Regions from separate parts of the Homo sapiens genome. Here region 1 is linked to region 2. Evidence: read pairs that join two places in POLR2A ChIA-PET (ENCODE). Cell type or tissue: GM12878. All regions are shown on one strand. Each heading gives the region's core, and the rest is flanking DNA. Links, peaks and the distances in the headings are about the cores only. Region 1 overlaps LOC105375334 (a long non-coding RNA gene). Region 2 overlaps ZNF92 (zinc finger protein 92).

Region 1 (12,408 bases), core at 2,377-10,376, 96 kb after region 2:
TGTACCTGTGGCCCCAGCTACTTGGAAGGCTGAGGTGAGAGTATTGCTTGAGTGCGGGAGGATGGATTGAGTCTGGGAGGTGGAGGTGGCAGTGAGCTGAGACTGTACCATTGCACCCAGCCAGGCAGCCAGCCAGACAGAGTGAAACTCTGTCTCCAAAAAAGATCTATTGCTTAAGCTAATTTTTAAAAAATTTTATTTTTCAAATATACTTTGAAAGCAATGACTCTTTAAAACATTATCTAAAGATTTTATACTCAAAATACCATTATAGTTTAATATTTCTGTTGCAAAAAATTTTACTTCTTGGCTGTGTTCTAAAGTTTTATATCTAAGGTATTTTTAGAAACATTTAGTTCAAAAGAGTGACGATACTGTGGTCAACATGTGCAAGATTTTAAATGAGAAAATAACCATTTTATATGCTGTGAAAAAAATCTCATAGCTGTAACTGGTTAGAATTGACATGAAGGCAGCTGTCTTAATGCAAACACATACAAAGAAACAGACAAGCAGAGCACCACTGTGGTTTGCACCAGGCAAGATAAGGAGAAGAGGGAAGGCTGATGCAAGTGTGGTTAAGGACTGAAGCTTAGGTGGTCCCAGGAAAGCCTCGCTGAGAATTAGGTTTTAGTAATTAAGTAATGGAGGGCAAGTGAGTAGTTATGCAAAGAGTAAATAGAAAGATGTAAATTTTATTTGCTGTAGGATTAAGATGTTGATGATCCTACTAAACTATTAATTCATCCAGTTCAATTATTGGCATAATCTTATCATGACTGTTATCTCAGTTAACTACTCTACATTAATTATTTTAACTTCCAAGTCAGGTTTATTACATTTGTAAGCTTTTCCATACCAATGAACAGCTTTTATTTTCTTGTTTTACCAACTGTATCTTTTAATATTCCATTTAGCCTTTGTGTGTAGATGGTCAGCTGAGAAGCCGGGACCCTAAAATATATGGCCTACAGATGTGGGTTGTACCCCATTTGCAGCTAGCCGAATGTTCTTTAAGCTGTCAATCAGAGAGATGTGGATCTTAGAAGGGCTATAGCTTTTGCTTCTTTTTTGGAGACCTTAATTACAGCTATAAAGGACTTCTTGGTTGTGGTCTCACGTGTGTTTATTTGTGTAGTTCTGAGACATTTATTAAGGTATCCCTTTGATTTAAAATTTTGATATATGTTAAGAATGTGATTAAAAAAATTGTTTGTATAGACTTCTCTCCTAAGCTAAATAAGATATATATCCAAAGAGAAAATAATTAAAACATTTCGGGCCAGGCGCAGTGGCTCACACCTGTAGTCCCAGCACTTTGGGAGGCTGAGGCGGGCGGATCACGAGGTCAGGAGATCGAGACCATCCTGGCTAACACGGTGAAACCCTGTCTTTACTAAAATACAAAAAATTAGCCGGGCATATTGGCGGGCACCTGTAGTCCCTTCTACTCAGGAGGCTGAGGCAGGAGAATGGCATGAACCCGGGAGGCGGAGCTTGCAGTGAGCCGAGACTGTGCCACGGCACTCCAGCCTGGGTGACAGCGAGACTCTGTCTCAAAAAAAAAAAAAAAAAAAAAAAAATTCAAAGGCAAACAGTTTTAAATAACGACTATCCTACACCTCTAGTAAAGAAATATGCCCCACCTCCAAAACTTATTTATTAGTAGTGTAAATTTCAGAATAAAATAGCCAAGAAACAGAAATGTTTGCTATTTATGCAGCTAAAACCCGGCAAAAATATTTTAAGAACCCTATAGTCAAAAGTTTACTTAATTGAAACTGATATTTAGACTATATATGGACACATACATTTATTTGAGGTCTCTGTTCTCTCCATAAAAGCTTCTCAGTCAACTAAATTTACCACTTCTTAAACTCCTGCTATCTATATGAACTCCTCATTTATCCTCTTGTTGACATATTTTTTGCCAAGGATAATCTAAAACATTATTGGCTTTTTGATAAAGAAGATATTTTCAAACTGGCTGCTCTAGAATTAGTTTTTTCATTTACTATGTTCTGTCAGTCCTTCCTTTTGCCACTTTTGACACCATATAAGGGGCCCTAAAGGAAATTTCTAGAGGCCCAGGGACCCTTTGAAGAAGACAGAAAGGACATAAGGGACTCTGTTTTGGCAGAGTACTTTTATTTTTTCTCACAGAGCTCCAAGGCTTGTGCAGGTGGAAAGGTTCCTCTTAGGTGTAAGCTCTAGTATATTTTTAATTGAACTCCTCAATCTCTTTGAATTTTAAATGCATCCATGTGTACACACATAAGTTATGTACTGTATCTACATATATGCATATGTTTATACCTCTGTTTGTATAGTATCCATATGGTACCAAATTAACTTAAAGATAAACAAGGGTTTGTAAATTAAATAAATAAGTCCAAATATTTTTCAAGTTCACACTACTTGAGCAAATTATTTGGTAAATGTAATTAGTTTAATATTGTTGCATTAATAAAAACAATTAGCTTCTGACTTACCAGCAAAATATGCGTGTATTTCACTGTAAAGCTATTGCCTCTTATAATACTTGCCTAACATACAGTAATATGAAATTAGCTAACATTACTGACATTAGCTAACACTACTGACATTAATTACTAAATATAATCATATACTTTTGGCTTTTTATTTCAGAGAAACAAAAGCTATCTAGATATTAGTAAATATGTTTTGTTCCAAACTGAAAAACTGTCCAACTAGAATTATGTTTCTAAATATTATAAAATGTGTATTTATAAATTCTTTTTTTGGGGGGACAGAGTCTCTCACTGTCGCCTGGGCTAGAGTGCAGTGGCACAATCTCGGCTCACTGCAACCTCCACCTCCCAGGTTCAAGCGATTCTCCTGCCTCAGCCTCCCAAATTGCTGGGATTACAGGCGCCCGCCACCACACCAAGCTAATTTTTTGTATTTTTAGTAGAGACGGGGTTTCACCATGTTGGCCAGACTGGTCTCCAACTCCTGATCTCGTGATTCGCCCACTTCGGCCTCCCAAAGTGCTGGGATTATAGAAGGAGTTAAACTTTCTTACTTCTTAGGTTTTTATACTATGAATGAACATCATTAGGATTTAAAATTCTTACTAACATGGTGATTGAAACTAGAAATAAAGAACAATTCTATATACAGTGTGTATAAAGAAAATAAGATATGTCTGTTGGAAAAAAGATCATATTGAAAAAGACATGAGGATTGTGGTTTTTCTTAAAGAAACAGTAATTTTGCTTAATGTAGAAATTATTTAAATGTTTTCTTAAATTGAAAAAAGAAAAAAATGAGATAGAACAATTAAATGGGTATAGAAATTGAAGAAAGAAAAAGAATAGAAAAAAATTATAAGAGTTTATAAACGATTTATAGAGGAGCATGGTGGCTCAAGTCTGTAATTCCAACACTTTGGGAGGCTGAGGAGGAAGAACTGCTTGAGCTCAGGAGTCTGAGACCAGGCTGGGCAACATAGGGAGACCACATCTCTACAAAAAAAATTTAGATACTAGCTGGGCATCGTGTTGAATGTCTATATTCCCAGCTACTGGGGAGGCTAAAGTAGGAGAACCCCTGGTGGGGTTGAGGCTGCAGTGAGCCATGATCACACCACTGCACTTTCAGCCTGGGGGACACAGTGAGACTCTGTCTCCAAAAACTAACAAATAGAAAAACCAAAGTTTTATAAAAAATCTTATTATGGGCCAGGCATGGTGGCTCATGCCTATAATCCCGGCACTTTGGGAGGCCGAGGCAGGTGGATCAGCTGAGGTCAGGACTTTGAGACCAGTCTGGCCAACTTGGTGAAACCCCATCTCTACTAAAACTACAAAAATTAGCTGGGAGTGGTGGCGGGCACCTGTAATCCAAGCTACTTGGGAGGTTGAGGCAGGAGAATCTCTTGAACCCAGGAGGTGGAGGTTACAGTGAGCCGTCATCACACCACTGCACTCCAGCCTGGGCGACAAGAGCAAAATTTCATCTCAAAAAAAAAAAAAAAATCTTATTATGAGCGGTCAAAGCTGACTGAGATTACACTGATCTGTTTATGAGATTTTATTGAAATTAGCTTTAATTTTAATCATACAATCAATTGTATCAAACATGGGATACAATTCAGTTTTCTTTTTTTAAACAGAATTTTTGTGAAGTATTTTTAAGCAATAATAAAAGACCTGGGGTTCACCTTTTGAGTAAACTGTGTAAAATAAAAAAGAAAATGACCAAATTTCTTTGACAACTGCATCTTTAATCTGACCATATTAAGTCTTGTACAATTTCTTCTTGGGGAGTTTCTTCTGAGCTTTCCAGAGACCAAGAAATGCACTTCACTGGGCAAACAGTTTATTGTACTTTTAACGTATGGCTGCTTTTTAAAACTTTTTATTGTGCATACCACCCTCTGTACTCTGGAGTGGTGTCTCACTAAAAATTTTAAATTAATTCAAGATTCTGGCTGGGCGCAGTGGCTCACATCTGTAATCCCAGCACTTTGGGAGGCCAAGGCATGTGGATCACTTGAGGTCAGGAGTTCAAGACCAGCCTGGCCAACATAGTGAAACCCCATCTCTATTAAAATTAGCCAGGCGTGGTGGCAGGCACCTGTAATCCCAGCAACTTGGGAGGCTGAGGCAGCAGAATTGCTTGAACCCAGGAGGCGGAGGTTGCAGTGAGTCGAGATCGTGCCACTGCACTCCAACCTGGGTGACAGAGCAAGACCCCATCGAAGAAGAAGAAGAAAGAAAGAAAGAAGAAGAACAAGGAGGAGGAGGATGAGGAAGAAGAAAGAAGAAAAAAGAAGCAGCAGCAGCAGCGAGATTATAATGGTAATTAAAAAGTTACCCAAAAAAAAGTCCAGGGCCAGACCGATTCATACCTGAATTCTATAAGACAATTCAAAAAAAAAAAAAAAATGGGTACCAATCCTATTGACACTATTCCAAAAGATAGAGAAAGAGGAAATCCTCCTTAAATTATTCTATGAAGCCAGTATTACTCTAATACCAAAACCAGGAAAAGATATAACAAAAGAGAAAACTGCAGACCAATATTCCTGATGAACATAGATGCAAAAATCCTCAACAAAATACTAGTTAACTGAAACCAACAGCATATCAAAAAGGTAATCCACCATGATCAAGTGGGTTTTATACCAGGGATGCAGGAATGGTTTAACATCCACAAGTCAATAAATGTAACACACTGGCCGGGTGCGGTGGCTTACGCCTGTAATCCCAGCACTTTGGGAGGCCGAGGCAGGTGGATCATGAGGTCAGGAGATCGAGACCATCCTGCCTAACATGGTGAAACCCCGTCACTACTAAAAATACAAAAAATTAGCCAGGTGTGGTGGCGGGCGCCTGTGGTCCCAGCTACTCGGGAGGCTGAGGCAGGAGAATGGCATGAACCCAGGAGGCAGAGCTTGCAGTGAGCCAAGATCGCGCCACTGCACTCCAGCCTGGGCGACAGAGCAAGACCCCATCTCAGAAAAAAAAAAAAAAAAAAGTAACACACCACAAACAGAATTAAAAACAAAAATCACATAACCGTCAAAATAGATGCAGAAAAAAAGCATATGACATAATCCAGCATTGCTTTATGATTAAAACCGTCAGAAAAATCGGCATAGAAGGAAAATTCCTTAAGGTAATAGCAGCTGTCTATGACAAACACACAGCCAACAATATACTGAATGGGAAAAAATTAAAAGCATTCCCCCATGAGAAGTGGAACAAGACAAGGATGCCCCTTTCACCACTTCTATTCAACAAAGTACTGGAAGTCCTAGCCAGAGCTATCAGACAAGAGAAAGAAATAAAGGGCATCCAAATCAGTAAAGAAGAAGTCAAACAGTTGCTGTTTGCTGAGGACATAATTGTATATTTTGAAAATCCTAAAGACTAATCCAAAAAGCTTCTAGATTTCATAATGAATTCAGTAAAGTTTCAGGACACAAAATTAATGTACACAAATTAATAGCTCTGTTATATACCTACAGTGGCCAAGTTGAGAATTAAATCAAGAACTCAAGCCCTTTTACAATAACTGCAAAAATAAAATAAAATACTCAGTAATATACTTAACCAAGGAGGTGAAAGACCTCTACAAGAAAAACCACAAAACACTGCTGAATGAAACCACAGATGACACAAACTAACAGAAACACATCTCATGCTCATGGATGCATCGGTAGAGTTAACACTGTGAAAATGACCATACTGCCAAAAGCAATCTACACATTCAATGCAATTCTCATTAAAATACCACCATCGTTCTTCACAGAACTAGAAAAAACAATCCTAAAATTTATGTGGAACCAAAACAGAGACTGCATAGCCAAAGCAAAACTAAGCAAAAAGAACAAATCTGGAGACATTATGTTATCTGACTTCAAACGATACCATAAGACCATAGTAACCAAAATAGCATGGTACTGGTATAAAAATAGGCATGTAGATCAATGGAACTGAATAGAGAACCCAGAAATAAAGCCAAATATTTACAGCCAACTGATGTTTAACAAAGCAAACAAAAACATGAAGTGGGGAAAGGACACCCTATTCAACAAATGGTGCTGGCATGCCACACATAGAAGAATGAAACTGGATCCTTATTTCTCACCTTATACAAAAATCAACTCAAGATGGATCAAAGACGTATATCTAAGATCTGAAACCATAAAATTTCTAGAAGATAACACTGGAAAAATTCTTCTAGACATTGGCTTAGGTAAAGACTTCATGACCAAGAATCCAAAAGCAAATGCAACAAAAACAAAGTTAAATAGATGGGACTTAATAAAACTAAAAAGCTTCTGCAAAGCAATAGAAATAATCAGCAGAATAAACAACTCACAGAGTGGGAGAGCTTCACAAATTATGCATTCAACATCGGACTAATATCCAGAATCTACAAGGAAATCAAACAAGTCATCAAGAAAAAAAACAATCCCATTAAAAAGTGGGTTAAGGAAATGAATAGACAATTCTCACAAGAAGATACAGAAATGGCCAACAGACATATGAAAAAAAGGCTCAACATCACTAATGATCAGGGAAATACAATTCAAAACCACAATGGGATACTAACTTACTTCTGCAAGAATGGCCATAATAAAAAAAATAGATGTTGGCATGGGTATGGTGCAAAGGGAACACTTTTACACTGCTGGTGGGAATGTAAATTAGTGCAACCACTACGGAAAACAGTGTGGAGATATATAGATCTACTATTTAATTCGGCAATTCCACTACTAGGTATTTACCCAGAGGAAAAGAAGTCATTATACTTAAAAGGCACTTGAACACGCATGTTTATAGCAGCACTATTTGCAATTGCAAAACTGTGGAACCAGCCCAAACACCCATCAATCAACAAGTGGATAAAAGAAATGTGGCTGGGTGTGGTGGCTCACACCTGTAATCCCAGCACTTTGGAAGGCCAAGATGGGCGGATCACTGGAAGCCAGGAGTTTGAGACCAGCCTGGCCAACATGGCAAAACCCCATCTCTACTAAAAATTCAAGAATTAGCTGGAAATGGTGGCTCACGCCTGCAGTGTCAGCCACTCAGGAGGCTGAGGCATGAGAATTGATTGAACATGGGAGGTGGAGGTTCCAGTGAGCCAAGATCACACCAATGCACTCCAGCCTTGATGACAGAGCTAGAATATGTCTCAAAGGAAAAAAAGGAAGAAAATATGGTGTATATTATATATACACACACACACTATGGAATACTACTCAGCCATAAAAAAGAATTAAATTAATGGCATTCACAGCAACTTGGATGTAATTGGAGACCATTACTCTAAGTGAAGTAACTCAGGAATGGAAAACCAAACATTATATGTTCTCACTCATAAGTGGGAGCTAAGCTATGAGAATGCAAAGGCATAAGAATAATACAATTGGGCTTTGGGGAATTAGGGCAAAGGGTGGGAGGGGGGTGAGGGATAAAAGACTACACATTTGGGTACAGTGTACATTGCTTAGGTGACAGGTACACCGAAATCACCATTAAATAACTCATTCATGTAATCAAACACTACCTGTCCCCCAAAAACCTATTGAAATAAAAAAATAGTAACACTGAAACCCCAAATTAAGTTCACGCATAGTCTAAATGAAGCATTTACAATCCCCTATATGCTCCCTGAATTACGAACACTGAAGGAGCATTTTTTTTTCCAGTACCATGATTATGGAGTCATGCTTTCTCCATTTTTAAAGCATAAGGCTATCTAATAAACATTACTTTTGAATAAACTTACAATTATTCTGATAGAAGTTATTTTCACTTTTCTGATATCTGAATTATCAAATAATATTTGTCTTCTATGTCTTCCATCACAAAAAGTACCCAACATTACAAAGATATGTCAGTATTTTAAAAACCTGACCATTTTATTATACTTAAGGAGCAATTGGTGAAATAATTTGGAAACTTCAGAATATTCCTTGTACTTTAATATAGAAGAATAATGATCTGAACATATATATTTTTACATGCATTACTGTTTTATATTCAAGTATTTTTCTTTATATTTTCTTTATATATTTTACATTTGCCATTAAACTTTCCTTAAAACAAACTGACATTAATAATTTTTACCTAATATAGAATGGCCTTTCATGGCCCTGAGGCAGAAAAAACAGACCTCATATTTTTATATAAACACTAGGAATTAATATATAGCATCGACTATTTGAGAATTGAATTATATCAATAATACTTGCTTTTCAAAAATTTCAAGTACTGCCAGTGTCAATAATATATCCATTGAATATGACAGAACATCAATGTTCTTGCTTGATTGAAAGAAATAAGCAAATAAATTATCTAATTGCCTTGACTTTATATTATTCTCTGTAATAAATACTCTGGTTTGATGTAAAGTCTGAAAATGTTCGTGCTTTAGTCCTTTCTTGTGTAAATCTTCTGACACATTTATACTCGAGTTTTATTAAATATTTCATCACATTTATTACATCTGTGAAGTTTCTTTCTGTGTGAACTCTATGGTGATTTCTAAGTTCCATATTTTAGATAAACTCTTTTCACATCAATTACTTCTATAGAGTTCTAATATGAATTCTCTTATGTTAAGTAAGGGTTGAGTAGCAACCAAATAGTTTGTGGCATTTCAATAATTGCAGGGTTTCTCCCCAGTATGAATTTCTCTGGTGTTGAGTAAAGTGTAAACTATGGTTAAAGGTTTTGCCACATTCTTTCAATTGGTAAGTTTTCTCATCATTACGGATTATCTCTTTTTTTTTTTTTTTTTTTTTTTTTTGAGATGGAGTCTCGCTCTGTCACCCAGGCTGGAGTACAGTCGTGCGATCTCGGCTCACTGCAAGTGCAAGCTCCGCCTCCCGGGTTCACGCCATTCTCCTGCCTCAGCCTCCAGAGTAGCTGGGACTACAGGCACCCGCCACCACGCCCGGCTAATTTTTTGTATTTTTAGTGGAGACGGGGTTTCACCGTGATAGCCAGGATGGTTTCGATCTCCTCACCTCGTGATCCACCCGCCTCGGCCTCCCAAAGTGCTGGGATTACAGGCGTGAGCCACCGCGCCAGGCTATCTCATGTTTTTTTAGATTTGATTATTAACTAAGAACTGTCTCACATTTATTGTATCTGAGTTTTATCCAATATAGATTCTCTAATGCTGAGTATGTTTTGACAACTGGCTAAAAACTTCTACACATTTATTATATTTGTATGACTTCTCTGAACATTGGTATTCTGATGTATAATAAAGATGAAGAACTAATAAAAGACTTTCTCACACTTTCTACATTTGTAGTGGTTCTCTAGAAAATGAATTTTCTAATGTTTTCTAGGGATTAAGCTTTGGCTCAAGGTTTTATCGATTTATTGCATTGCTAATTTTTTTCTTCAATAAAAATATCTTGGTAAATATATAGCGTAGAGCCCTCCCTACTGGTTGTCAAAGTTGTATTATATGTGTGACGTTTTCCACAATTATCTATTCCATGATATTGGCTAAGTAATACTTAATGGGTAAAGACCTTCTCATATTGACAAAATTTGCAGATTATGGCAGAAGAAGGTATTTTTTCTTGGTGAACACCTTTTAACAAGGACCCATTAAACTGATCATATTTAGAAATATTCTCATTTTGAAATATTTGCTTTTCAGAAATATTTTAATGTTTAATCCAGTCTTATATTTCAACTCGTTCATATGATTATTTTGAACATAGTCTAGATTACTATTTAGATTTTCTAAGTTTTATTTCAAAGAAAAATATGTTTCAAAATTGATATTAATATTTGTAGAAACACATGGTACGGGGCCAGGTGCAGTGGCTCACACCTGTAATTCCAGCACTTTGGGAGGCTGAGGTGGGCGGATCACGAGGTCAGGAGTTCGAGACCAGAATGACCAACATGGTGAAACCCTGTCTCTACTAAAAACACAAAAATTAGCCGGGAGTGGTGGCACATGCCTGTAATCCCAGCTACTTGGGAGGCTGAGGCAGAAGAATAGCGTGAACCCAGGAGGCAGAGCTTGCAGTGAGCCCAGACGGCACCACTGCACTCCAGCCTGGGCAACACAGCAAGACTCCATCTCAAAACAAAACAAAACAAGAAAACCACACGCACACATACAGTACAGAAAAAGCAATTGACATAAATTGTGCTGTCTTCGGAATACTTTATGTTCTTGACCTCTTTTAGCAGTGGTATGTTTGGTATAGGTAGTTGTCCTACATTTGGTATAGCCATCGTAACATCTATTGTGTTCTTCACACTTACCCTTTACTCTCCCACTCTCCTTAAGGGTAAATTCTCAAGGCCACGGTTCCCATATCTTCCCAATACTACTTTTTGAAAAAAAGCTTCTAGGGCCATACGTGGTGGCTCACACCTGTAATCCCAGCATTTTGGCAGGCTGAGGCAGGTGGATCACTTGAGGTCAGGAGTTCAACGTCAGCCTGGCCAACATGGTGAAACCCCGTCTGCACTAAAAATACAAAAAATTAGCCAGGCATGGTGGCCAGCGCCTGTAATCCCAGCTACTCAGGAGGCTGAAGCAGGAGAATCGCTTGAACCCGGGAGGCGGAGGTTGCAGTGAGCCGAGATCACGGCATTACACTCCAGCATGGGCGACACAGCGAAACTCCATCAAAAAAGAGAGAAAGAGAAAAAGAGAGAGAGAAAAGAAAGAAAGAGAAAGAAAGAAAGGAGGGAAGGAAGGAAGGAAGGAAGGAAGGAAGGAAGGAAGGAAGGAAGGAAGGGAGAAAAGAAAGAAAAAAGCTTCTATGCAGTGCTTTCTCAACATATCTCAGGTATAATGAGAAAACATATCTGAAAAATATTTTTAAATTTTCCAATTACTAGATTGAAGTAAATATACTACATAAATACACAAAACTAGGCCAGCTGCGAACAGCACCATAATAGTTGAATCAAAAACCTGAGATCCTTTTTTCTCAACATATGAACTTTATTTTTATTTTATTTTATTTTTAAGATGGAGTCTCACTCTGTCACCCCAGCTGGAGTACAGTGGCACAATCTCGGCTCACTGCAACCTTTGCCCCCGGGTTCAAACAATTCTCCTGACTCAGCCTCCCGAGTAGCTGGGACTACAGGCGCCTGCCACCACAACCAGTTAAGTTTTGTATTTTTTAGTAGAGATGGGATTTCATCATGTTTGCCAGGCTGGTCTCGAACTCCTGACCTCAAGTGATCCACCTGCCTTGGCCTCCCAAGTGCTGGGATTACAGGCGTGAGCCACCGTGACCAGCCAATATATTAACTTTAATGACAACAGGGTGAACAAAACCAGTTGAGTTTGCAACACCTCATGTGAGCAGAAAGCCAAGAATAACCACATTTAGAAGATTTGTTACATTCTGCACTACAGCACCGTGCAGTTAAACAAATCTTCCCACTTTCTGTTTCTCCCTGAGGAAAAACTAAAAAAGTGGAATGTGTATCCAAATTTCTGAGTTACGGAGTTATTCTTGGGCTATACAAAGACTGGTTATTGCTTCCTTTAACACCTCCTGCTGAAGAGAATAAAGATACAGTTAAAATGAGAGGTTTGGTCAAGAAAAATGAAGATAAATGCTTGCTACAACAACAGAGAGACTGTAGTGCCTGTAAGAGTGACCAAGGGAAGAGATTAAAAGCTCTTGAGCAGAAACAGAGGTAAACCTTTTTTTTCTTTTTTTTTTTTTTAAGACGGAGTCTTGCTCTGTCACTCAGGCTGGAGTGCAGTGGCGCGATCATGGCTCACTCAACCTCCGCCTCCTGGGTTCAAGGGATTCCCCTACCTCAGCCTCCCGAGTGGCTGAGACTACAGGCACATCACCACGCCCAGCTACTTTTTTGTATTTTAGTAGAGACGGGGTTTTACCATGTTGGCCAGGAT
Region 2 (12,408 bases), core at 2,815-10,814:
TTTATGGTCTTTTCTTAGCTGTAAATTCTCATGTCCATATTTTCCATATGTTCTCAGTATCACTTTTTGGAAAGAATCTTTTATGCTGTGCTCTGGCCAAACATCTTGGGCAAAATGAGAACACATAACTGAAAAAAATAAAAATAACAAGTTACTTCACTTACTAGACTCAGATGAATATACTTTACAAATTTAACCTATAAAATTGTACAAACTACAACATAAGCAAGATGGCATAGCAAAATGCAAGCCCTAATTCCTTACAGAAATATAAATGTAACAAAAATATACTGACCAAAATACATTTGTGGAAAAGCTATAAATGAGTTAAATGTGTACAGTGCCCCAGGTGAGAACAATGCAAAGAGCTACATAGAAGGAAAAGAAAACTGTGTTACATTTACCCAACACAGCTCTTCCTGCTCCTCAATAACCTAGTGTCTTCAGCAACAAATTGCCAACTCCCGGTTTCTTTTTAAAAGACAAGAAAAATACTGGCACATACATCTTTATTTTTGGCCTCTAGGGGCCTTTCAAGACACTGGTTTCTGTCTCCCATGCCATAAAGTGCTGAAGGAAATGGTGGTATACTTTGGAATGACAGTTTGTCTGCTGAGACCAAAGGTAAACATTACAGCAGCAGAGAGAATGCAGCAGCACCACAGACAGCGAACACGTGTAGCAACTGATTACCGACTTAACAAAAAACACAAATGAACTCCTTTAACTAAAAAGTAAACACAAAATTTCAGACAAGGCACATCCTAAGAACATGTTTGAGAGACTCCCGGAATCTCTAGCCAAGACAATTGGTTTAAGACTATGCCAGGACAAGGCTACATAATAAAGATTGTAATAGGCAGCTTTTTTTTAATGTCCAAATCTCAATCAAACATTACAATGTATACAAAATATTAGGGCAACATGGCCCTGTCAAAAAAATATAAAATTTTTAGAAAGCAACCATAAAAAATAAAGTTATAAAGAAATTGAAAATAAACTGAATAATATTCAATGAGTGAAACAGAAACACAGACGATTTCTGAAAATCAGATAAATGAGGATAACAAAAATATTCAAAATATCGACACCCCCTCAGAAATTGTGGAGGTAAAAAATACAAAAAGAAACTGAAAAATAAAACATGAAGAAGCTAGACAAACTAGGATACACAAAAAGATACTTATAACAAACACATATATAAGCACAATTTCAGAAGTTACAGACAAGAAGAGAGTCTTGGGAGCTGCAAGATAAAAGTAATGCATCATTTATGTGCATACTCTTACGAGATAACCAGTGAACTGTCAACAAAAATTTTGCAGGCCATAAAGAAACTGTGTGATGTAGTCAAAGTCCAAAACAAAATTATAACACAGAAGGTAAAACTTACTGGCCACCATCAATTAAATCAATATATTCATGGGAGAAATCTTAGAAGAATATAGAAAAAAAAAAGTAGTACAGAGGATACTTGAAGATAAAAAAGGCTGAGAACTTTCAAATTTTGACGTAATAAGAGAAAAAATATTCCTAACCAATAACTTGGTTAGAAATTGTTTTACTTTAAAAACAAGAAAAAAATAGATTTTCCAAAATAAAAGGTAAGGGTGTTTATTATCCCTTGCACAGTCCTACAGGAAATGCTACATGGTGAGCAGGCACCATGGCTCATGCCTGTAATCCTACAGCTTTAGGAGGCCAAGGCAATCAATCACTTGAGACCAGGAGTTCAAGATCAGCCTGAGCAACATAGTGAGACATTGCATATACAAAAAGAGAAATGCTAAAATGACTCCATTATGTTGAAAAATAAAATAATGCTGCACAGCATCATAAAACCATATATAAATATAAAGCTCTCTATTAAATGTAAATATAGACACACACAGAATTCTTTACTATCATAATGATGGAGCATCAAACCCTTAAAGTTCTCCTATAGAATATGAGAAACAAAATATAAATCTGAATAAATCTGTTAATAGAAACACAATATAATTTGTAGTATTAGTAACAAACTAGAAAATGTTTTAACTTTAAGATGTTTTATATAATCTTCATTTTTCAAGATGATTACAAAGATAATATTTATAGAAACTATGCAAAACAAAAAATAAAGCAGGTCACTATGAGATTAAACAAAAATTCAAGGAGTAAAACAGGAAATGAGAAAAAACATATCTAAAAAACACAAGAAACAATAACAATGAAACTGGTAATAGTAACATCATTTCTTTAAAAAATCATTTTAAATATAAACTAGTTAATAAAAAGAAATGTAATCCCAGGACTTTGGGAGGTCAAGGTGAGCTGATCACTTGACTGCAGGAGTTTGAGACCAGCCTCAGCAACATGGCAAAACCGTCTTTACAGAAAATACAAAAAACTAGCTGGGTATGATGGCACATGCCTGTAACCAGCTACTTGACAGGCTGAAATGAGAAGATCATCTGAGTTTGGGAGGTTGAGGCTGCAGCTCATTGCCATGATCACACCACTGCAAACCAGCCTGGTTGACAGAGTGAGACCCTATCTCAAAAATAAATAAATAAGAAAGCATACAATATACTGCCTAAAAGAGATCCATTTTGGCACTAAGTCAAATAGGCTGAAAGTAACAGAATGAAAAAGATCTATATCTATACAAATTGCAACCACAATTGGGTGAGGCAGTCATAATTATATCAGACATATATGCTTTAAGTCAAGTACCAGCATGAGATAAAGACTGATATTATATAATTGTAAAACGGGTCAATTTACCAGGAATCTATAACTACCATAACTGTCTACTCTTTTAATAAACTAGCTCTCACTTGAATTGATGGAGTGTAAACTTTTTGATTACCAAGAGGATAGTGCCAAGCCATTCATAAGGAATTTGCCCCCATGACCCAAGCACCTTCCTCCAGGTCCCACATCAAACATTGAGGATTACATCGCAGCATGAGGTTTGAAGAACATGAACATCCAAACAATATCATAGACCAACTAGGCTTAACAGACATGTACAAAACTTTCTAGTCAAAAGCAAGGGAATACACAATATTCTTATTTGCAGCTGGTGTATTCTGTTAGGACACATACCAAGTCTTATTAATATAAGAATACCAGCTGGGTGCAGGGGCTCATGCCTATAACCCAACACTCTGGGATTTCAAGGTGGGAGGATGACTTAAAGCCAGAAGTTTGAGGCCAGCCTGGGCAACACAGTGAGAATCTGTCCCTACAAATGATCAAAATATTAGCCAGGCATGGTAGTGCATGTCTGTAGTCCCAGCTGTTCAGGAGGCTGAGGAAAAGGATCACTTGAGCACAGGAGACTGAGGCTGCAGTGAGACAAAATTATGCCACTGCACTCCAGCCTGTCTCAGAAACAACAATAAATAAACTTAAGACCAAAATAATAAATGGTATGTTTTCTGACCAAAACTGAAAGAAACTAGGAATTAAAAGAAATGTGAAAATAAAACACATTCTTCAACATATTTTTGCTCAAGGGTCAAAAAACTTCATTTTGGGCCAGGCACAGTGGCTCATGCCTGCAATCCCAGCATTTTGGGAGGCCAAGGCGGGTGGATCACCTGAGGTCAGGAGTTTGAGACCAGTCTGGCCAACATGGTGAAACCCCGTCTCTACTAAAAATACAAAAAAATTAGCTGGGCGTGGAGTCAGGCACCTGTAATTGGGAGGCTGAGGCACGAGAATCGCTTGAACCTGGGAGGCAGAGGTTGCAGTGAGCCCAGATCGCACCAGCCATTGCATTCTGGCCTGGGCAACAAGAGCGAAACAACGTCTCAAAAAACAAACAAAAAAACTTCATTTTGTTAAGATGTCAATACAACCTACAGTGGTAAAGAAATTCAACATAATCTCTATAAAAATACTATAGCACAGTTTTTAACAGAAATATTGTCTAAATTTTTAAAATTTGATTAAAATCTATAACTATCCAAACACCCATGAAAAAGAACAAACAGCCATTATACTTCCTGATTTCACAACATATTAAAATCTACAATAACAAAAACAATGTGGTACTGACACAAAGACAGATAAAGAGATGAAAGAACAGAATAGAGAGCCTAGAAATGAACCCTTCTATATATGATCAAATGATCTTCCAAAGTTGCCATGAGCACACAATAGAGGAAAGATAGTCTCTTCAAAAAATAATGGTGAAACTGGACATTAACACTTATAAAGTTTGATCCTTTCCTTGAACCATATACAAAAAATATTTTAAATAAAATACTTAGACATAAAAAAAACTAACAAATCTCTTAGGAACAATATAGAGGAAAGACATTACATTGGTCTTGGCACCACTTATGATATTAATGCATGAGCAACAAAGAAAAGAACAGAAAAACTGAATTACGCTATACTTCAAAATTTTTACACATCAAAGAAAACATTCAAGAGAGTGACAACGTCCCCTAGGAAATAAGTGAAAATGTTTGCAAATCACATGTGATAGGAGCTAATATTCAGAATATATAAACAACTCTTCAAACTGAACAATAAAGTTGAATAACTTGATGAGAAATGAAGATATGAAGAACAGAAATGAAGAAATAATTGAACTTTATCATATAAAGTTTATCATATAAAGTATCATATAAAGTTCAATAATATTGAATTTTAAATAATTGAATCTTTATCAAGAGATATATATACATGGGAAAAAGCATTTGAAAGGACAGACAAAATTACTAACTTATAGAGAAATGCATAAAAAGCACAATGAAAAACAAAATCACCTCATACCAGTTAGAATAGCCACTATACATTTTTTAAAAGGCACCAAATCTGTTGATGCAATGAAAATAAAACCCATGTTATTTTTTGGTGAAAAACAAGGATGTAGCCATTATTTTAAAATATTATATACATGTTTCTCAAATAATTAAAGATGGAATTGTTATTACTGTATCCCATTTATGAATCTATATCCAAACTATGCAACATAGGATCTTAAAAATATATTTGAACATCTATGTTTATTGTACCAGTATTCACAAAAGCCAAAAGGCTGAAGCAACCCAACTGTCTTCTTGATTTATAAACACATCAAAAAATATAACATACAAATACAGTGGAATATTTTTCAGCCTTAAAAAAGAAAATTGTCACATTTTAAGATAAACTTTGAGAATATTTTGTCACCTGACATAAGCCAGTAACAAAATGATGGATACTGTGTGATCCCACTTATATGAGATATCTTAAACAGTCACACTCATAAAAATAGTAAGTGGAAGGGTGTTTGTCAAGGGCTGGAGAGAAGGTAAAATGGGCAGTTATTGCTTAACGGGTACTGAGTTTTAGTTTTACAAGATGTAAAATTTCAAGAAGTCTTTTGCATAATGATGTGAATATAGTCAACATGCCTGAAATGTACAGCTTTTTGGAGACAGGGTCCCACTTGTCACCCAAGCTGCAGTGCAGTGGCACAATTAAGGCTCACTGCAGCCTCAAACTTCCAGGCTTAAGTAATCCTCTCCCCTCAATCTCCCAAGTAGCTGGGACCACAGGTGACAACCACCATGTCAGGCTATTTTTTTGAAAAGTTGTAGAGAGAGGGTCTCCACATGCTGTCCAAGCTGGCCTCAAACATTTGGGCTCTGGCCGGGCACGGTGGCTCACTCCTGTAATCCCAGCACTTTTGGGAGGCTGAGGTGGGTGGATCACCTGAGGTCGGGAGGTGGAGAACAGCCTGACCAACATGGAGAAACCCTGTCTCTACTAAAAATACAAAATTAGCCAGGCATGGTAGCACATGCCTGTAATCCCATCTACTCAGGAGGCTGAGGCAGGAGAATCACTTGAACTCAGGAGGCGGAGGTTACGGTGAGCTGAGATGACACCATTGTACTCCAGCCTGGGCAACAAAAGCAAAACTCCATCTCAAAAAAAAAAAAAAATGTGGGCTCAAGTGATGCTCCTGTCTTGGCCTCCCAAAATCTGAGGATTACAGATGTGAGCCACCACCATGCCTGGCAATGAAATGTAAACTTAAATAGATTTAAGATGGTAAATTTTAGGTTATGTGTTTTTACAACAATTATTTTTTAAAAGAAAAACTAAAAAAAAAAAAAATAGAATTACAAATATTTCCAAAAATTACCTTCAAATTACAAAAATGTTTCTCTTACCCAAAGGAAATTATACAATATTTATCATTAAACACATGGTAGAAAGACTATTTCCATGACTACTCACTTAGACAAAACAACCATTGAAAATCAGCTAAGAAAGAATATACACAAGATATGCCATAACCAAAATTAAAGTCATATTAATAGATAAAAACACACACATATATAATCAGACTATGATGGACATATGGCTGACTTATTTCCCAGTTAAACCCAACATTCACTTAAAGTGTACAAACAGAAGTGCAAATTGCTAAAACCGTAAAAACAAGAAACAAAAACTGATAAGAAACCTACACTAAACAAAAAACACTAATATGGAACTGTAAAACATTAAAAGAAATGTTTACTCATAAAACCTGGTTTGCAATATTGATGTACCATTAAAAAGAATTTGTCTAGATAACTGCAATATTTGAGTGTAACTGTGTACTCATGGAAGGCAAGTATTTGAATCACTGGCATGCACTGTATGGCAGTAAAATTTCAGAGAAAATGCAGTATAACCATACATAGAAGATTCTAATAAAAAACTTAATAAGTAAGCATTTTTAAAAATTGAGATAATTTTTATGTTTTAAATATATGCTATTCTTACACTAGATGAAACTGCTGCAATCCAACTATAGAAGCAAAGAATAGCCTTACGTTGCCAAATAAAGAAAAAATTTTTATTTTGCTGAATATGGTTAGTGCCTCTGATAGATAAAACAAATATTTGGGGGATACATTATGTTATTACTTAGATATAGGCTAAAAAGTGGGTGAAAATACTATTCCTTTTTGCCTGCCGCAAACTTAAATTTATAAGTAACTATTTTAGTAATTATGGAGTAAATTATCTAATTTACTTCAGGCATAACATGTAAATTCTAGCATATTGTCCCAAAGGTCTGATTCTAAAGTTACAGACAAATTTGAAATAGAAAATAGAAAGTAAAAATGTATAGGAAGAGTGACATCAGGAAGATAGGACAATAAAAGTTGCCTTATTTTGTTATCCTCCAACAGCAAGAAAATTTGTCAGCCATCCCTCATAAAAAGGCCTTTTGAGAGAGCCAGGCATCATGGCTCACACCTGTAATGAAAGCTTTATCATACATTGAGGTTGGAGATTGCTTCAGGCCAGGATTTCAAGACCAGAATGGGTTATGAAGCAAGACCCCATCTCAAAAATAAGCGCCTTTAAGAGAGCTTTGAGATCCAGGGAGGGAGTTGTGAAATGCTAAACCCAAGATTGAGGAGTGTTGTTTTTAGAAGGCAGGCCCTCATTCAGGCGGCAAACTAAAGGACTCCTGTTCTTGGCTACAGACCAGAAAATGGCCCACCAAACTTGGTCCCACTGAGAATTCTGAACTTACTCTGCAACCATCCCAAACTTCTCCCAGCCACAGTCTGGAAAAGGTCCTGCCCTTCCAGCGGCCTGGAGGAAGACAACCATTTATAGCCATGCAGGCAGGCCGGCTTGCAGACCTTGGCCTTTACTGTGGTCTCTGAAGCAGTTTAATGACTCAGTTCCAACTCTCTGAGCCACAGTTTATGGCCAGTTATATCTACACAGAAACCTACACAGTGGCCTGGGGAAATCCTCTCTGGTACTCAGTGAAAGCCACACTCATCCACATCCTGATACAAGGTCCATTATATGCAGACCCGACTACAGAAACCTGCCCTAGTGTCTGCCCGACAGAGCAAAGTCCTGGAGGATATTCAGTCTGTCTAAAAATAAAATGGAAATTACAAATACCCAAGCCCCTTGTAATAAGCCAGTAAAGGTGGACCCTAGTGTAGACCCAGCAGCCTTGTGACCAAGCTACACCCCTCTCCACTACAAACCCAGAGGGCATCCCATCACCGTGGGAACCCAACAAAAGATCTTTACCTTCTAAAACCAGTTTATAAAAACCTGAAGAGCTGTTTGCTCCTTCAAATTTACAGACACCAATGCAAAACTATATTGTGCCAATGTCAATGCTTCCATTTTAACATAGCACTGGAATTATGTGGCAAAAGAATTTAAAAAATTTAAAAAGCCATTGACATTGAAGACAGATAGGTAAAAAGTTGCTGTTTGTAGATCACATAATCTTATATAGAGAAAATCATAAACATTTAAACATGTCTAAACTAATAATAAATCAGCACAATATGAAATTAACATACAAGTTATGGTTCCATACACTTAAAATAAGCTACATGATATAAAAGAGGAAAAAAACAATCTTATTTGTAATACCATTAAAATAATACATTTCTCCATCCTGGCTAACATGGTGAAACCCCATCTCTACTAAAAATACAAAAAATTAGCCAGGGATGGTGGTTCGCACCTGTAGTCCCAGCTACTTGGCAGGCTGAGGCAGGAGAATGGTGTGAACTCGGGAGGCGGAGCTTGCAGTGAGCCGAGATTGCACCACTGATCTCCAGCCTGGGCAGCAGAGTAAGACTCCGTCTCAGAAAAATAATAGTAATATTAATAATAAATTTCTGGGCTAGGCACAGTAGCTCACACCTGTAATCCCAGCACTTTGGGAGGCCGAGGCGGGCGGATCACAAGGTCAAGAGATCAAGACCATCCTGGCCAACGTGGAGAAACCCCATCTCTACTAAAAATACAAAAATTAGCTGGACGTGGTGGTGCATGCCTATAGTCCCAGCTACTCGGGAGGCTGAGGCAGGAGAATTGCTCGAACCCAGGAGGCAGAGGTTGCTGTGAGCCAAGCTCGCGCCACTGCACTCCAGCCTGGCGACAGAGCGAGACTCTGTCTCAAAAAAACAAAAAGAAAAGTAGTTTAACAGAGTTTCTCAAAATTATGCAGCTATTTGTGTGTCCTCAAAAGCAATGGAAAAGTAGTCAGATTGTGCAGTCTCTTCCTCCCATGAAAAGGACTTTGGCTCTCACTGTAAACTTGAAGAAGATCACCTTAGAAAATTTAAAAGCATTAGACAGAAGATGCCCCTATGTGAGAGCAAAATAAAAGTTTCAGGCTTCCCAGAAACTATTTTTTTTGGAAACAGCTTCCCAAATTACATTTTAAAGACTGAGGCCAGGCGCAGTGGCTCACGCCTGTAATCCCAGCACTTTTGGAAGGCTGAGGCGGGCGGATCACCTGAAGTCGAGAGTTCGAGACTAGCCTGACCAACATGGAGACACCCCGTCTCTACTAAAAATACAAAATTAGCCAGGCATGGTGGTGGGTGCCTGTAATCCCAGCTACTCGGGAGGCTGAAGCAGGAGAATCGCTTGAACCTGGGAGGCAGAGGTTGCAGTAAGCCAAGATCACACCCTTGCACTCCAGCCTGGACAACAAGGTCAAAACTCCGACTAAGAAAAAATGACTGGCCTTCTCCTTGACTTTTGGACCTCTCATTTGTGTTGTCTGTTGTATTAACTGTCACCTACCTGGGGTTTTGTCTACCATCTCATGTCTCTTCAGATTCCAGGGCTCTTTTCCTTGCTCCAGCCAGGTGATCAGGTCTGGCTTAGAGACAGCAATACCTGTTTTATTAAAAATAAATAACATAAATCTTGCTCATATTCTCCAATTACCAACATAGTAATATGCTCAGTAAAGAGGATGCAATAGATTAATCTAGTAAATTAATCCCCAAATACTAATTTATGACAAATATCTAAATATTTTAAATTTGTAGATTTTTTTTTTTAAAGACAGAGCCTCACTCTGTCACCCAGGCTGGAGTGCAATGGCACGATCTCAGCTCACTGCAATCTCTGCCTCCCGGGTTCAAGCGATTCTCCTGCCTCAGCCTCCTGAGTAGTTGGATTACAGGCGCCCACCAACACGCCTGGCTAATTTTTTTATTTTTAGTAGAGACAGGGTTTCACCATGTTGGCCAGGCTGCTCTCGAACTCCTGACCTCAGGTAATCCACCCACCTCAGCCTCCCAAAGTGCTGGGATTACAGGCATGAGCCACCACGCCCAGCCTACATTTGTAGATCTTTAATTTTATTTAATACTGCCCAGTACTACTAAATGAAAAATTGGTGGTAGCAACAATATTTTATGCCAATAAATTTCTGGAATTACCACTAATTTAGAGTGAAGGATATAGATCAGCTCAGGAATGTGGAGAGTTCAGGTCAAAATGAAACATCTTGAAGAAGTTCTTTTCTATACTGACAAATCTCTGTTTTCTTGAAAACTGGGATCTGAAACTCATTTATGCAAAGCATAAATTACCAAAAAACATTTTACAAAGAGGAGAAATGAAACTTTTAGAGCATTGTGTATTGTGTATTGAAGTTATCCTCACCAAGGAAGACCAGGTTTCTGTAGTTCTCTAACATCACATCTCTATATAAATTCCGCTGCGCAGTGTCCAGGCATTGCCATTCCTCTAGAGAGAATTCTATTTTCACATCCCTAAATGTCAGTGGTCCCTGAAAAACACACACACACACACAAACACACATATGTTTACTAAGTGGCCATGGGCAGAATTTTTTATTTGACTTAAGGTGAAATGAAAGAGTAAAGAGAACAAGTTCTGACTTACAGGAGTGACTGAAATGATCCAATAAAATAATTTTCAATACAGAAATATTTTCTAATGTATTCTCTAACTCTGAGAAAAGAGAATGACATAAGATCCATAACACCAGTGTATACATGATACTTTTCTGGATGATAAAGTATAAAATTAAGGGCATGAACACAAACGTACATTTCTGAGTGTATATGTTTCAGATGGAAAAGACATGGAGTTAGAAGTGACCTCTCAAATTTTAATGTGTATGATAAACTGAAGATCTTGTTATGCATATATTTTTTCAGAACATCTGGAATAAAGTCTGAGTTTCTTAATTTCTAAGAAGATCACCAATAATGCCAATGATTTTTGCCCAAGAAGATTATTTTGTCAAGCATCCAGTAAGGGGGAGGAGTGTGGGTTTTCCCAGTTTTTCTGACCCATAAACAAAGACGAGAGCCTTCATTTTCCAAAGACAGATATATGCAAAGAAAACCTAATAAAGAAGGGCAGCTGCCAGATTAACTGTAATGGTTTATGCACATCAGCTGCATAAAGATACTTAATAACTGGCTGGGCCCAGTGGCTTATACCTATAATCCCAGCAGTTTGGGAGGCTGCGGTGGGCGGATCACCTGAGGTCAGGAGTTCAGAGACCAGCCTGGCTAACATGGTGAAACCCCATTTCTACTAAAAATACAAAAAATTAGCCGGGCATGGTGGCGCGTGCCTGTAATCCCAGCTACTCAGGAGGCTGAGGCAGGAGAATTGCTTGAACCCAGGAGGCGGAGGTTGCAGTGAGCCGAGATTGCGCCATTGCACTCTAGCCTGGGGAACGAGAGTGAAACTCCGTCTCAAAAAAAAAAAAAAAAAGAAGAAAGAAAACAGATACTTAATAATCGAGAGAAAAATTACTAACTCTATAGTGAAAAAATCTGTCAGAGAGCTCTTTAACCAAGTGAATCATTAATATCAACTGAACTAGGACAAATTTTTATAATGTGCTGATGAACAGAAGGACACAGCATCACTGCTGGGATATTACTTCCCCAAAAAGTAAATTATAGCCTGAATTTAACCATAAAGAAACATCCATTTTATGCAAAGTTTGAGATACAGATATCTCCCATGTTCTGCAATTTTTAATAGTAATTTTAAATAGTCTTTCTTTAGCACCCTAGACAACATATATCTCCTAATAATTTTCTTCAGAACTTTCTGGGTAGTAAATGCCATCCTGTTTCAAAAAGCATTTTCTTAATCCTGTTCTGCATAGAGCTAATGGAGAAGACAGATGAAACCTCAATATTACATGTTCTCCTTGACTAAGGACCCCAGCTTTTCCCCAATAGGAATCTTGAGTATATTCATCCTCCCATATTCAATAGTCACAAAGGGAACATTTTTAAGATCATAAATTCATGGTGAGAATTCTACATGGCATATAAGAAGCCATGATGTAGAGAAGGCTCCAGTATATAGGAAGAAATATTTGCCTGGGTGCGGTGGCTCATGCCTGTAATCCCAGCACTTTTGGGAGGCCAAGACAGGCAGATCACAAGGTCAGGAGTTCGAGACCAGCCTGGTCAACACGGTGAAACCCCGTCTCTACCAAAAATACAAAAATTAGCCGGGCATGGTGGCACGCGCCTGTAATCCCAGCTAGTTAGGAGGCTGAGGCAGGAGAATTGCTTGAACCCGGGAGGCAGAGGTTGCAGTGAGCCAAGATCATGCCGCTGCACTCCAGCCTGG

The links. ChIA-PET counts read pairs that join two places held together with the same protein. Peaks named below come from ENCODE experiments on the same cell type or tissue, not always from the same donor. Only the 100,000 strongest peaks of a DNase experiment are listed, where the experiment ranks them.
Region 1: POLR2A ChIA-PET joins it to region 2 with 6 read pairs; 3 of 35 experiments call an interaction of 5 or more read pairs at or near these places.

The regions. Positions count from the first base shown.
Region 1 is chr7:65,289,356-65,301,763 of GRCh38, reverse strand. All of the region lies in intron 1 of LOC105375334 (a long non-coding RNA gene), which reads right to left. It also overlaps the pseudogene LOC100419781. Among named protein-coding and RNA genes, the nearest start is that of ZNF92, 78 kb to the left of the region's middle. In GM12878, for the core only: no CTCF peak of the experiment used is centred there; a DNase peak (open chromatin) is centred at 6,146.
Region 2 is chr7:65,386,061-65,398,468 of GRCh38, reverse strand. It overlaps ZNF92 (zinc finger protein 92), which reads right to left. Exons shown (of 4, transcript NM_152626.4): 2 at 10,441-10,567; 3 at 9,568-9,663; 4 at 1-128. Among named protein-coding and RNA genes, the nearest start is that of ZNF92, 18 kb to the right of the region's middle. In GM12878, for the core only: no CTCF peak of the experiment used is centred there; DNase peaks (open chromatin) are centred at 7,738 and 10,387; H3K27ac peaks cover 1,558 bases.